Linked DNA regions of Homo sapiens: region 2 is linked to region 1. A link is a contact called in ENCODE Hi-C or POLR2A ChIA-PET data. All regions are on one chromosome and are shown on one strand. Each heading gives the region's core, a stretch centred on a gene start or an enhancer-like site at or near the end of the contact. The rest is flanking DNA. Distances are from core to core; before and after follow the strand shown. Region 1 has its middle 14 kb from the start of LINC01827. Region 2 holds the start of DNAH7 (dynein axonemal heavy chain 7).

Evidence for each region. A loop is a pair of places that touch in the nucleus more often than their neighbours do. ChIA-PET counts read pairs that join two places held with the same protein, here RNA polymerase II (POLR2A). Pooled maps may share reads with other maps.
Region 2: a map of naive thymus-derived CD4-positive, alpha-beta T cell shows a loop between it and region 1 (6-fold over the local background). The contact joins the promoter of DNAH7 here to the enhancer-like site in region 1. A Hi-C loop is called at or near these places in 3 of 168 maps with a recorded cell type or tissue (CD4-positive, alpha-beta memory T cell and naive thymus-derived CD4-positive, alpha-beta T cell), 18 of 37 single-sample maps with no recorded cell type and 16 of 50 pooled maps. POLR2A ChIA-PET finds 5 or more read pairs at or near these places in 5 of 52 experiments (A549, B cell, GM12878 and 2 more).

What each region holds. Positions count from the first base shown.
Region 1 is chr2:195,557,591-195,563,585 of GRCh38, forward strand. No RefSeq gene overlaps it. Among named protein-coding and RNA genes, the nearest start is that of LINC01827, 14 kb to the right of the region's middle. RefSeq lists an enhancer at 2,021-2,070. Within about 2 kb of position 2,206, at least 13 of the 41 ENCODE cell types and tissues checked have a DNase peak (open chromatin) inside an H3K27ac peak, as active enhancers do; they include B cell and GM12878, where a contact is called at or near this core.
Region 2 is chr2:196,065,191-196,071,185 of GRCh38, forward strand. DNAH7 (dynein axonemal heavy chain 7) reads right to left here and starts at 3,647. Exons shown (of 65, transcript NM_018897.3): 1 at 3,507-3,647. The coding sequence starts at 3,521. RefSeq lists enhancers at 2,939-2,988, 3,469-3,558.

The DNA.
Region 1 (5,995 bases), core at 956-3,455:
GCAACAAGAACAAAACTCCATCTAAAAAAAAAAAAAAAACTTGAAATATAGTCTAAATTGTGCCCACTAATTAGCTGGGTAACTTTGGAAAAAAATGTTTAAATGGGTCTCACTTTACACACTGAGGAAGGCAGGATTTATTGACCTAAACAAAAATCTTTAAGAGCCCTCTTGCTCTATTATTTTCTAATTCTTCAGTTTATCTATTGCATTTTCTCCTTTATTTTTATTATTTTTTGAAATATGATTTTTGGCACATTGATTTAATTTTCTAGTGGTTAAATTATTTGAGACATCATTTAAATTCTTTAAAAATCAGGCCAGGTGTAGTGGCTCATGACTGTAATTCCAGCACTTTGGGAGGCCAAGGCGGGCAGATCACTTGAGGTCAGGAGTTTGAGACCAGCCTGGCCAACATAGTGAAATCCCATCTCTACTAAATAAATAAATAAATAATTTAAAAATCTAAAAAGGAGGCAAGCATGGAGGCTCACACCTGTAATCTCAGCTACTTAGGAGACAAAGGCAGGAGGATCACTTGAGTTCAGGAGTTTGAGACCAGCCTTGGCAATATAGCAAGAAACCATCTCTAAAAAAAAAAAAAAAAATGAAAAGAAAAGAAACAAAAAAAACTAAAAAGGATATAAACTTTTGATTCTAATGCTTTATATAGCAAACATATGATTTAGAATAATTTAAATTATTACATTCAAAATATGTGTTTACTTCAAATATATTTTCAGAAACCTTAAACAATAAAAGTAAATAAATAATGCTTTTTAGCCTCATCCATCTAAAAGCAGGTAGATGGGGAGATGACTCATGACCCAGAACCCCAAGATTCTCAGGTCATGGTCACCTTTTGCCACTCTCACCACCACCTCCAACAAAGCAGTGGAAAAGCCTATATGCTGACCTTGTGGTCCAAGGAGATTTAAAGTGTGGTGGGGCATTGTGGGTTGAACAGTATCCCCAAAAAGATTTGCTCAAGTCTGAACCCCTAAAACCTACAAATGGGACCTTATTTGGAAACAAATAAGAGCCTCGGTGATATAATCAAGTTAAGATGAGGTTATACTGCATTAGAGTATATTTACGGAAAGAGGTATGAACATTCTGACAATCAGTATACACTACTGGTAGGAGTGTAAATTCGTTCAACCCTTGTGAAAAGCAGCATGGCAATTCCTCAAAGAGCTAAAAGCAGAACTACCATTCTACCCAGCAATCCCATATATATCCAGAAGAATATAAATCATTCTACCATAAAGACACACACATGCAAATGTTTATTGCAGCACTATTCACAATAGCAAAGATATAGAATCAACCCAAATGACCATCAATGACAGATTGGATAAAGAGAATGTGATACTTATATACCAGGGAATACTATGCAGCTATAAAAAAAGAACAAGATCATGTCTTTTGCGGGAACATGGATGGAGCTGGAGACTATTATCCTTAGCAAACTAATGGAGGAACAGAAAACCAAATACAATATGTTCTCACTTATAAGTAGGAGCTAAATGATAAGAACTACGAACACAAAGAAGGAAACAAAAGACACTGGGACCTACTTAAGTGGGGAGGGCATCAGGAGGGAAAGAAGCAGAAAAGGTAACTATTGGGTACTTGGCCTAACACTTGGATGATAAAATAATGCATACAACAAACTCCCATGACATTGGTTTACCTATGTAACAAACCTTCCCATGTACCCCACAAACCTAAAATTAAAAGTTTAAACAAGGGGAAAATTTAGACATACACAGAGACAGGGCCATTTGATGATGGAGACAGAGATTGGAGGGTTGCAGCTGCAAGCCAAGCAATGCCAAAAATGTCAGCAAGCACCAGAAGCTAGGGGAGCGGCCCAGGTCAGTTTCTCCCTTAGGGCCTCCAAAAGGAACCAACCCTACCAACGCTGATTTTAGACTCCCAGCCTCCACAACCGTGAAACAAATACAGATGTTTAAGCAACCCAGTTTGTGGTGTCTTGTTACAGCAGCCCTAGGAAACTAAAACTGGGAGCATCAAAGCCATTTCCTGCTCTATTGTGTCCTCGTCCCACAGATGAGCCTAGAAATGCCTGACTTGGCTATGTAAAAATACAGAGAACTTGCCACTTTCATGAGAGGCTGACTGCTCATGAACTGTCACAGGACAGGTGCACTTCATCAGCCTCAGCTCATGCTTTACTCATGGTCTTTGTTGGTTCCTTTGAAAGCAGGATGTGGTTTGCCCCAGCTTCCCTCCTTCTTGGAACCAGCATGTAACGCATACTTGTTTTGAGAGTTTTTTTTTTATTATTATTACTATTGCAGAGAAACAGGGCTTTAAAAAGATTCAAAAGCATTTCAAAACTATGAAAATCTCCCAAATATATAAGTGGTATATGTGGGCTTTGCTGAGATGTCATTGCAGTTTGGCCTGTTTATTGTCATCTGGTACCTGCTCCATAAGGATGACAGTTATTATTTGTAGAATCATTCCATGAGCCACTTCTAAAGATGCAGCTTTATTAGGCCACTGAAAATGGAAAGATGAGATACAGTCTCTGATCTCACAGAAATTACACTTCAGAAGGGACAGAAATATTTAAGCAAATCAGGGCAATAGGTGTTAAAAATTAAAAAGTGTACGTGGCATATTGAGGTGGCATAAGTTAGGTATCATTAATAATTTCAAGAATAAAATGATCTTGAATTGAGATTTGGAAAATATAGATATTTGTCAAGTAGGCGAGGCGAGAAAGGGCATTCCAGCATGGGCAATGGTCCAGGTATGTACACACACATACACACTCACACACACATTGGCAAATTTGAGGGAACTGCAAGTAGTTTATTGTGGGTAGAGTAATATAAAATAGAATTGAAAGCAAGTTTTTTAAAATGAGCCTAAGGGAATACGATAGTAGCAAGAGAGAACTTTGTTCAGAAAATTATTGCATACGTTTCTATTTTTTTTTTCTTGTTTTTGAGACAGGGTCTCACTCAGTCGCCCAGGCTGGAGTGCAGTGGCAAGATCTCAGCTCACTGCAGCCTTGACCTCCCGAGCTCAAGCGTTCCTGCCACCTCAGCCTCCCAAGTAAGTTTCTGAGACTATAGGTGTGCGACACGAAGCCCAGCTAATTTTTTTTTTTTTTTTTTTTTTTTTTGTAGAGACTGGGTTTTGCCATGTTGCTCAGGCTGGTTTTAAACTCCTGAGCTCAAGTGGTCTGCCCACCTCAGCCTCCCAAAGTGCTAGGATTACAGGTGTGAGCCACCATATCCAGCCAGGTTTCTATAGTTTTTTTTTAATAGGTAGCTTTCACATGTGACTCCATGCATCAGAGTAGGTAATTCAAAGAAGAGAACCTCATCAGTTAAGACTCACAATATCATAAGGTAAAAACTAATCCTTTGCTCAAAAGAATGAGAAAAATATTTACTATAATCCCAAAGTGTAGTTGTGGTGGCAGAAGGGAAGAAGAGAAAGGAACAGAAATGAAACAAAAATGATCAGGAGGTAGAGTACACTGGACAAAATAACTGTAGGATGGCTCCCAGTTTTCTTGCATTGGTGACAAGGAGAATGGAGACACTGTAAGCTAAAGGCAAGAAAGACAGTGAGTTCAGTTGTGGGAATATCAACTGTTTAATACCCTATGGGGAAATACTAGTAAAGTTGTCCAGTGAGCATCAGGGATGACGAACTCAGATGACAGGCATGATTGGAATTAGAGATATCAAATGAGCTTATAGTTAGAAGTTGAAGCTAAAAAAAAAAAATGGATAAGCTCAGTCAAATGGGCTTGTAGACTAAGAAAAGAAGGTATGTAATGATTAAGAGCATAGGCTCTGGAGCCAAAATGCTAGCGTCTGGATCATAGCTCCATTACTAGCTAGCCATGTGATCTTAGGCAAATTAACTTCTCTGTTTCAGTTCCTGCAATTATGAGGTTGTGAAAATTAACTGAGTTATTTTATGTAATGTACTTAGAAGTGTGCCTGACCCATAGTAAATATTCAATAATCTGTGAAGAGAGAAAATGGGGACATGGGAAAAGAGAGAGGCAGAGACAGAAAAAGATTGGTGAGAAAGACAGCCAAGGAAAAAAGCGCAATGAAAAGCAGTATACAAGCAGTGGACAAAGAGAAGGGGGCTATAAGAAAGGCTGGAAAGGTGCTAAAGGACGAAAGAAATTAAAACCAGCAAGGAATGTAAGAATCTCAAGATGAAGTGTTGGTTCAAAAGTTGGATCTTGCTGGGTGCGGTGGCTCACGCCTGTAATCCCAGAACTTTGAGAGGCAAGGCAGGCAAATCACTTGAGGTCAGGAGTTCAAGACCAGCCTGGCCAACATGGTGAAGCCCTGACTCTACTAAAAGTACAAAAATTAGCCAGGCATGGTGGAGTGTGCCTGTAATCCCAGCTACTCGGGAAGCTGAGGCACGAGAACTGCTTAAACCCAGGAGGTGGAGGTTGCAGTGAGCGGAGATCTGGCCACTGCACTCCAGCCTGGGCAACAGAGTGACACCCTGTCTCAAAAAAAAAAAAAAAAAAAAAAAAAAAAAGACATTAAGAGTCCACCGGATTGGTATTTGGGTCAGTAGGAGCTCTCCGAGAGTACAGCACAAAAGCAGAAGCAGATGTGTGGGAGGTGTGGGAGGCCACTGCACAACCTCCTCACTAGCCTCCTGCTGTTTTTACCTACTTGTGTGTGTACCTAATAGAATTTTTCTTGATATGAAGGTGCAACCTGAAGATTTAGCATTTTCTTTCAATTTAGTCAGCTTCCTGTTTTTCATGCAAATTGGTCTGGAGAGAGCCGTTTTAAGTAGATAAAACAAATTCGCAAAAATTGTATTACTTGTATTATCACCTTCCCCAGTTCCACCACTATCAGTCAACATCGCCTGCTCTTTCCCAAGGATAACAGTGATGATGGCAGAGAAACAGCAGAGACAATAAGAAAATGCCAAAACAAAAATATAAGAAGATAGAATAAGAACCTGTCTCAATAACTCCACAGCGCTGGAGCGGGAACATCTGTGTATGTGAAAATGTGTTAGGATATGTGTTTCACATGCCGATTTCCAGGCCCTGCTTTCAGAGAGATCAGGGAATCTGGATTCTAACACATCTTCCATGTGATTCTGATGCAAGCAGCCTAGGAAGCTGACTTTTCAAAATAATCACTCAGAAGTGTGTAAATATATTGAGTAAATATACTTTCATTATAAGATCAGAGATAACACAAAAGCAAGGCAAGATATTTCATGGTACTTAGTCCCACACTTAAAGTATTCCTAAACAGAAGTGTTTCTCAAGCTTTAAGGATTGTTAAAATACAGATTGCTGAGCCCCACACTATTTCTGACTCCGTAGGTCTAGAATGTGGTCCAAGAATTAGCTGTAACACGCTCACGGGTGACCGTGTGTTGAGAACTCCTGCTTCATTGAATTCTAGCAGTCCCTGGGTGTGCGTGGCCTTAGGGTAGGCGGGTAACAGGGATGAGTCCCAGGACACCGCGCACCCCCCCGCCCCCCTCCCCCCACTTCCCCCGCCCTCTCCACCCACCGCCACCCCCCACCCGCTCCCCACCCCGCCTCTCCCCACCCCCTAGGGCCCCCCGCCCCTCCCCATCCCCCCATCCCCCGCCCCCACACCTCCCCCGCCCCCCACACCTCCCCGGCCCCTCCGCCCCCCCCGCCCCCGCACAACGTCAAATCCGCACATACACAAGTCTTGCAGTTGACCCTGCCCAAGCTGTGAATGTGAAATGCTGGCCCTCCATACACACAGGGTTCCTATCCCACCAATGCTGTTTTCCATCAGCATTTGGTTGAAAAGAATCCGCGTATAAGCAAGCCTGCGCAGTTCAAACCCCTGTTGTTTAGAGTCAACTTACTTTGCTCTCCTCTGTCAGCAATATGAAGAAAATCATGCTGGTCATTATATATATATATTTTTAAAACATTAAAAAATAGGCTGGGCATGGGGCTCAC
Region 2 (5,995 bases), core at 2,397-4,896, 510 kb after region 1:
TTTAGGACAATGATAGAAACACATTGAATACTGACTCTTCTCTCTTTTGAACACAATGTATTTCTTTACTTATTCAGATTCTGGGAGCATATCCTTCAGAAACATTTTGTAGTAGTCTTCATAAGGGTGTCATATGTCTTTTTTAGACTTATTCTTAGGTATAAATATTTTAAATGAAAAATTCATCATAGGAACTCAACAACTGTTAATCCAACTGATTTATGGACAGGGAACTATGAAGATTGCATCCATTTATAATAATGTCTGTGATGGTTGTGCTCTGCCTCAGATCAATTCTTTACCCTCTTCTTCCTGCTCTGTGCCTGGGAGGCTGAATTCTACAGATGGACATCATCTGTGCCTTCAGTTCTCTGACTTCTAATAGGAATTATCCAAAAAAGGCACCAGGAGGAGACTGAAGAGCAGGAGGGCAGAAAGTTTAGGATATTTGTTTCCTAGTCTTCCCTGTTCCCTGTTGTTCTGATAGTGGCTGAATTCTTCCAGACCTCAGCTCCTGTCAGGAAGCTACCATTCCAAGCGTCTAGCACTCATCAGGGTCTGAGAATAATGTTCAGTTTCAATGACCCATCAGGCCTAGCCATGGTAATGGCATCCTACTGTCCTACTGCTGTTAATCCTTGAGTGTCTCTTCATCCCTCGTGGTTCTCTTAACCTTACCTTTCATGCTTCCAAAGGAAAACTACACTCTAAATTAGCATAAATGAAATTCTCAAGATTAGTTTTTAACCTTACCAACACCTCTACAAATGGTCTTTTTATAAATGTTCTTCAGTTAAGTCCTTTTGAGTATGCCATCTGTTTTCTGTTGGGATCCTGACTAATATAATTTTACATTCTAAAATTAAAATTGCTAAGGAGTCTGGGTCTTCCTTAAATAGCCTGGCTTTGCATTTTGTTTTTACTTCACTGATTTTCACCTACTTGACTGCTGGAAGAGATGTCATAAACCTGGGATAGCCCAAGTATTAACCCTCCTGATCAAATGACTAGAATCTATAAATGTGTCTGGTTAAATCAACAATAACCTCTCAAAATTTCATAGTACTGATTTAAATATAGTTGTCAGTTGTCACACGTTTGAGTTCTGGTTGTTAAAGTTATCACCATGCTGTTGGTCTCATATCCAACTTTTTTCATTCTTTCCCCTTTTTAAGCAATGACATTTCAAAAACATGATGAAGGAAAATGGAATGAGCATCACATCATATAAACACAAATTACTTGATTCCATAACTAGAAAAAGTGCTGGGGTAGAAAAAGACTGACAGCTTTTTCCTCTTCTCTGCCCACAATCTGTAGTATATCTGTGGGGAGCTTCCTGGTCTTCGGATATTTGTGCCTTTAAACCTCTCAAAGTTTTTCAACTGATACTAAAAATGCCTTTTAAAGTTTTAACTCATTTTAAAAATGAAATGAGCAATTGCAAAAGATTTACATTTCTTCTAAATGCCTAATTTAAGAGAAAAGCCCAGACTGCTATTCCTGAAAAATTCCATGTCACTCTCAACCTTCCACTAATGAGATGAATATGTTAAAATCTCCTTCAGCAAATACGATTTTACCACCTGCTCACTTTCTCAAACTGAATGAATATACAAGTAAATGTCACATAAAAAATGGCATTTCCAGAAGTTTAATCCATTCTGTTTGTTTTAGGTTAAAACATAAAAACTTTCATCCTTCCAAAGGAAAGCTACACTCTAAATTAGCATAAATGAAATTCTCAAGATTAGTTTTTAAATTACAAATCAACCAAAACAGTGATAGAGGGCCCTCTGCTGTTCAAAAATAGTAAGTGGAAAATGGAAATCATGTCCATTCTTTTAAGATCCCGCTGCCTCTTCAATAAATCACAACCTTTCTGGAGGGGGAGTGAGAGACTAGGGTGTCATTTCCCAACATCACTTTTATAAAGATGAAGCAAAATTTAGAACTTAACGGCTGGTGGGTTTTTTGTGGATACTTTTTAGTTGTAGATGGGTAAGTTAGGGGAATTGTGAAAAACAGCTATTGAGAAATACCATTGGAAATGTGGTAAAAGTGTATTTTAAACTCTAACAACGTAGGATATGGTTCAAGATCTGGCCGAAGACTAACTTGGGCAACAAGCAAAGAAGCTGCTCAATATATAATAATGGTGACAGTAACAAATGTTATTTTTTAAATCTGATTACATTAATATCATGTAGAAAAAAACTAGTAAGATCTATTAAACAATTGCTCAGTGTTTTTGGTTACTTGTATCTGAACTTTTTGTTTTTTGCTTGTCATTTACTCTTTTATTATTAATACCAATACTAATTATACTTTAGCATATGAATCAGTGTCCATTTCTTAGTTCTTAAATTATACTTATTTTTTTAAAAAGGTTCAAACCAAATTTTCTTGAGCATTTCAGGTATTAATTACTTATTTGATGAACTAACCAATCAGGATCTTCACATAGTTCTGTTAGTAATGTACAACTCAATGGATAGGAGACTAAATCCGTTTTAATACTGTTTCCACAATAAATTCTAACACTACCGAAAAAAGCATTATAAAGCAATAAAAAAGAAATAATTACCGTTTAATATTGTTTAAAAGCTAAATGAAATTTGCAGGCTTAAAAACAACTGTTTTTCTTCCAGGAGGTTTATAGAGTCCTTTTCCTTATTCATCACTACGTAGAAAGCTAGAGTTATTTTCTAGCTAGCCAGAATAATGACCACGTTTAATATCTTCCCATTCTGTGCTGATATTAAGACGACTGACCATTGTTCTGCCTTTCTGTTAGTTGCTCTTAAGTTCAATAAAGAAAGAATTCTTAGAAGAAAAAGGAGAGAAAGACAGAAAGGAAAAAAACGAGAAAAAAAGAGAAAGAAAAGCAGCTATTGCAAAGTGCATCTTTTATCACATACCATGGAATATCATCTTAAGAAGTGCCATATGTCACTTACCAAGGCCTTTCATGTATAGTATAATATTGTATAGTTATGGTATGGCATGGTATCTAATTTGAAATTGACAACAACCTCAAAAAGAAGAAAAGTTGTTCTGATGTTTCCCCCGCTCTGCATAAGAGGTGGGAGAACTAAGGCTTACAAAGACTAAGAGATTTGTCCAAAGTCACATGGCTAGGAGTTGGCTTCGATTCCCACCTTAGAACCCAAACCCGCTGCAACTCCTCGCAGAGCCGCCTCTCACCCAAGCACACCGCCATTAGCACTCTGGGGGTGCTCTGGGCTGTGGCTCCCCCTGCTGGCGCGCCGCTAGGCGGCTAGGTTTGGTTGTTATGACGACCAAGGGCAAACAGCTGGGAAGGGAACTTATAAGGGCATTCACGGAAAGCGCTCAGTAACCCAGGCCACAAGTGGGGTGAAGGAAGCTGTACACCGCGGAGTCACAGCTGGGGAGTTCGCTAGGCAGGAGGGGCTTCCACCACTTCCGAAACGCCTGGGAAGCGTCGCGGCGGCGGCGAGCCTGGCAAAGAGCAGCCCTCTCACCTGCTCACTGCTCATGGCTGCGAGGACGCGCTGGCCTCACCGGTGCTTCTGGGTTGCTCCTGCCCGCGGAACCCCTAGGACGATAGAGGCAGGGCCCCGGGACTTGCAGCGGTCTCAGCTCCCTCCGCACCAGAGCCGTCTAGCGTCCGGGCAGCGTTTGTTGCTAAGCAACGGGCCCGCGCAGGTTCCATTTCCGGTCATCTGTTCCTTCTGGGGCTGGACCCGGAAGCTGGCGCGCGGTCCCGCAAGAGGAGCTTTCTGGGGCGCTGCTGCCAGTGTTGTGAGGTCTAAGGTGTGCGTTGAATAACCAAAGACACTGGGTGGGTCTCCTCCAATATCCTCTGATTACTGAAGTAGATCCTCACACTTCCGCACCCTCCTTCTAAATAAGCCGGATGCCCAGGACTGCTGCCTTAACCCCTCAGAGGTCTCGGAGAAACACTGGAATGAAATGATTACAGATTTCATTGCTAATGTGGGCGAGTGGAGTAATGCGAGGCAGGATCCAGTAAACACCTTTCATTATTCATGTGCTTCCAACCCCTGTGCTGTTGACTCTTCCCACACTCCAGAAAACTATCCTTTGGAAGAATACCAGTAAAGGAACCTTCCAACAATTCTTGAAACCAACATTCACAGATGGTTTACTACATGAAAAGTGGTGTGCTAAGCACAAATGTGACCAAGACATCCATTCGCCACAGGCTGGGGGGTGTCCAAGCCAAGCACTTACCGTGTAGTGGAGACGGTGCTAAGAATGGCAGTCCTCAGTGAGAACATAAAGCACCAACTAATTTTCTCATGGAGGGCATGGAAGGGATGTGGAAGCTGAAATGTGAAGGAAGAAGAAATGCCAGGCAAAGAATGCCGGGCAAAAAGCAGGTCACATACAAAGGCCTGAGACAAGAGAGCATAGCTATTGGAAGCAGTGAAAATGGTTCTGAGAGGTCGATGAGTAGGTTTGGATAAAGGGGATTGGAGCCAGTCTAGAGAAGAAGCTGAGGTGATAAGCAGGTGATATATCTTAAAGGACCCTATAAAAGGGCAGGAGTTTGGATGTCAAAAGCAACTGACCTCCACTGAAAAGTTTTATGCTAAGAAATGGCAGAATTCCATCCTGAAATTAACAAGGAACCCCAAGGGGTCATAAATAGCCAAAACAATCTTGAAATTAAAGAACAAAGTTGGAGTACTCACACTTCTTGATTTCAGAACTTACTACAAGACTATAGTGACCTTAACAATTTATTTTCAACAAATGATGCTGGGGAAACTAAATGTCCATATGCGGAAAAAAATGCAGTTGGACCTTTACCTAAAAACATCATATACAAAATTATCTCAAAATTGATCAAAGATGTAACTGTAAGGTCTTAAACTATAAAACTCTTAGAAGAAAACTTAGAAGAATCGCTTCACGACATTGGATTTGGCAGTGATTTCTTGGACATGACACCAAAACGACAAGGAAAAAATAGACAATTCGGCTGCATCAGAATAAAAAACCTTTGTGCATCAAAGAATACTCTCATCAGTAAAAAGACAATCCACACAGGCCGGGTGTGTTGGCTTACGCTTGTAATCCCAGCACTTTGGGAGGCCGAGGCAGGCAGATCACGAGGTCAGGAGATCGAGACCATCCCGCCTAACATGGTGAAACCCTGTCTCTACTAAAAACACACACAGAAAATTAGCCGGGTGTGGTGGTGGGCACCTGTAGTCCCAACTACTCGGGAGGCTGAGGCAGGAGAATGGCATGAACCCAGGAGGCGGAGGTTGCAGTGAGCCGACATCACACCACTGCACTCCAGCCTGGGCGACACAGTGATACTCCGTCTCAAAAAAAAAAAAAAAAAAGTCCACAGAATGGAAGGAGATATTTGCAAATCTGATGAGGGATTAATGTACAGAATATTAACAAGTGTTAATGAGGATGTAGAGAAATTGGAACTCTTGTGCACCACTGGTGGGAATGTAAAATGGTGCAGCTGGTATGGAAAACAGTATGGCAGTTCCTCCAAAAATTAAAATAGAAATATATTATGATCCAACAATTCCACTTCTGGTACAAACCTAAAGAAGTGAAAGCTGGGACACAAACATACATACATATATATATACATATATGTATATATATGCTCATATTTATAGCAGCATTATTCACAATAGTCAAAAGGTGAAGCAACCCAAATGTCCCTTGATAGACAAATGCATAAACAAAATGTAGCATATACATTCAGCCTTTTAAAAAGGAAGGAAATTCTGATACATTGCTACATCTGCTGCAACATGGATAAACCTTGAAGACATTATAACTGAAATTAGCCAGTCACAAAAGAAAGAAATACTGTATGATTCCACTCATCTGAAATACATAGAGTAACCAAATGTATATAGAAAGAAATTAGAATGGTGGTTGCCAGGGACTGGGAGAGGGAGGGCCAAGAAAGGGAATGAGGAATTAATGTTTAATGGGTACAGAGTTTCAA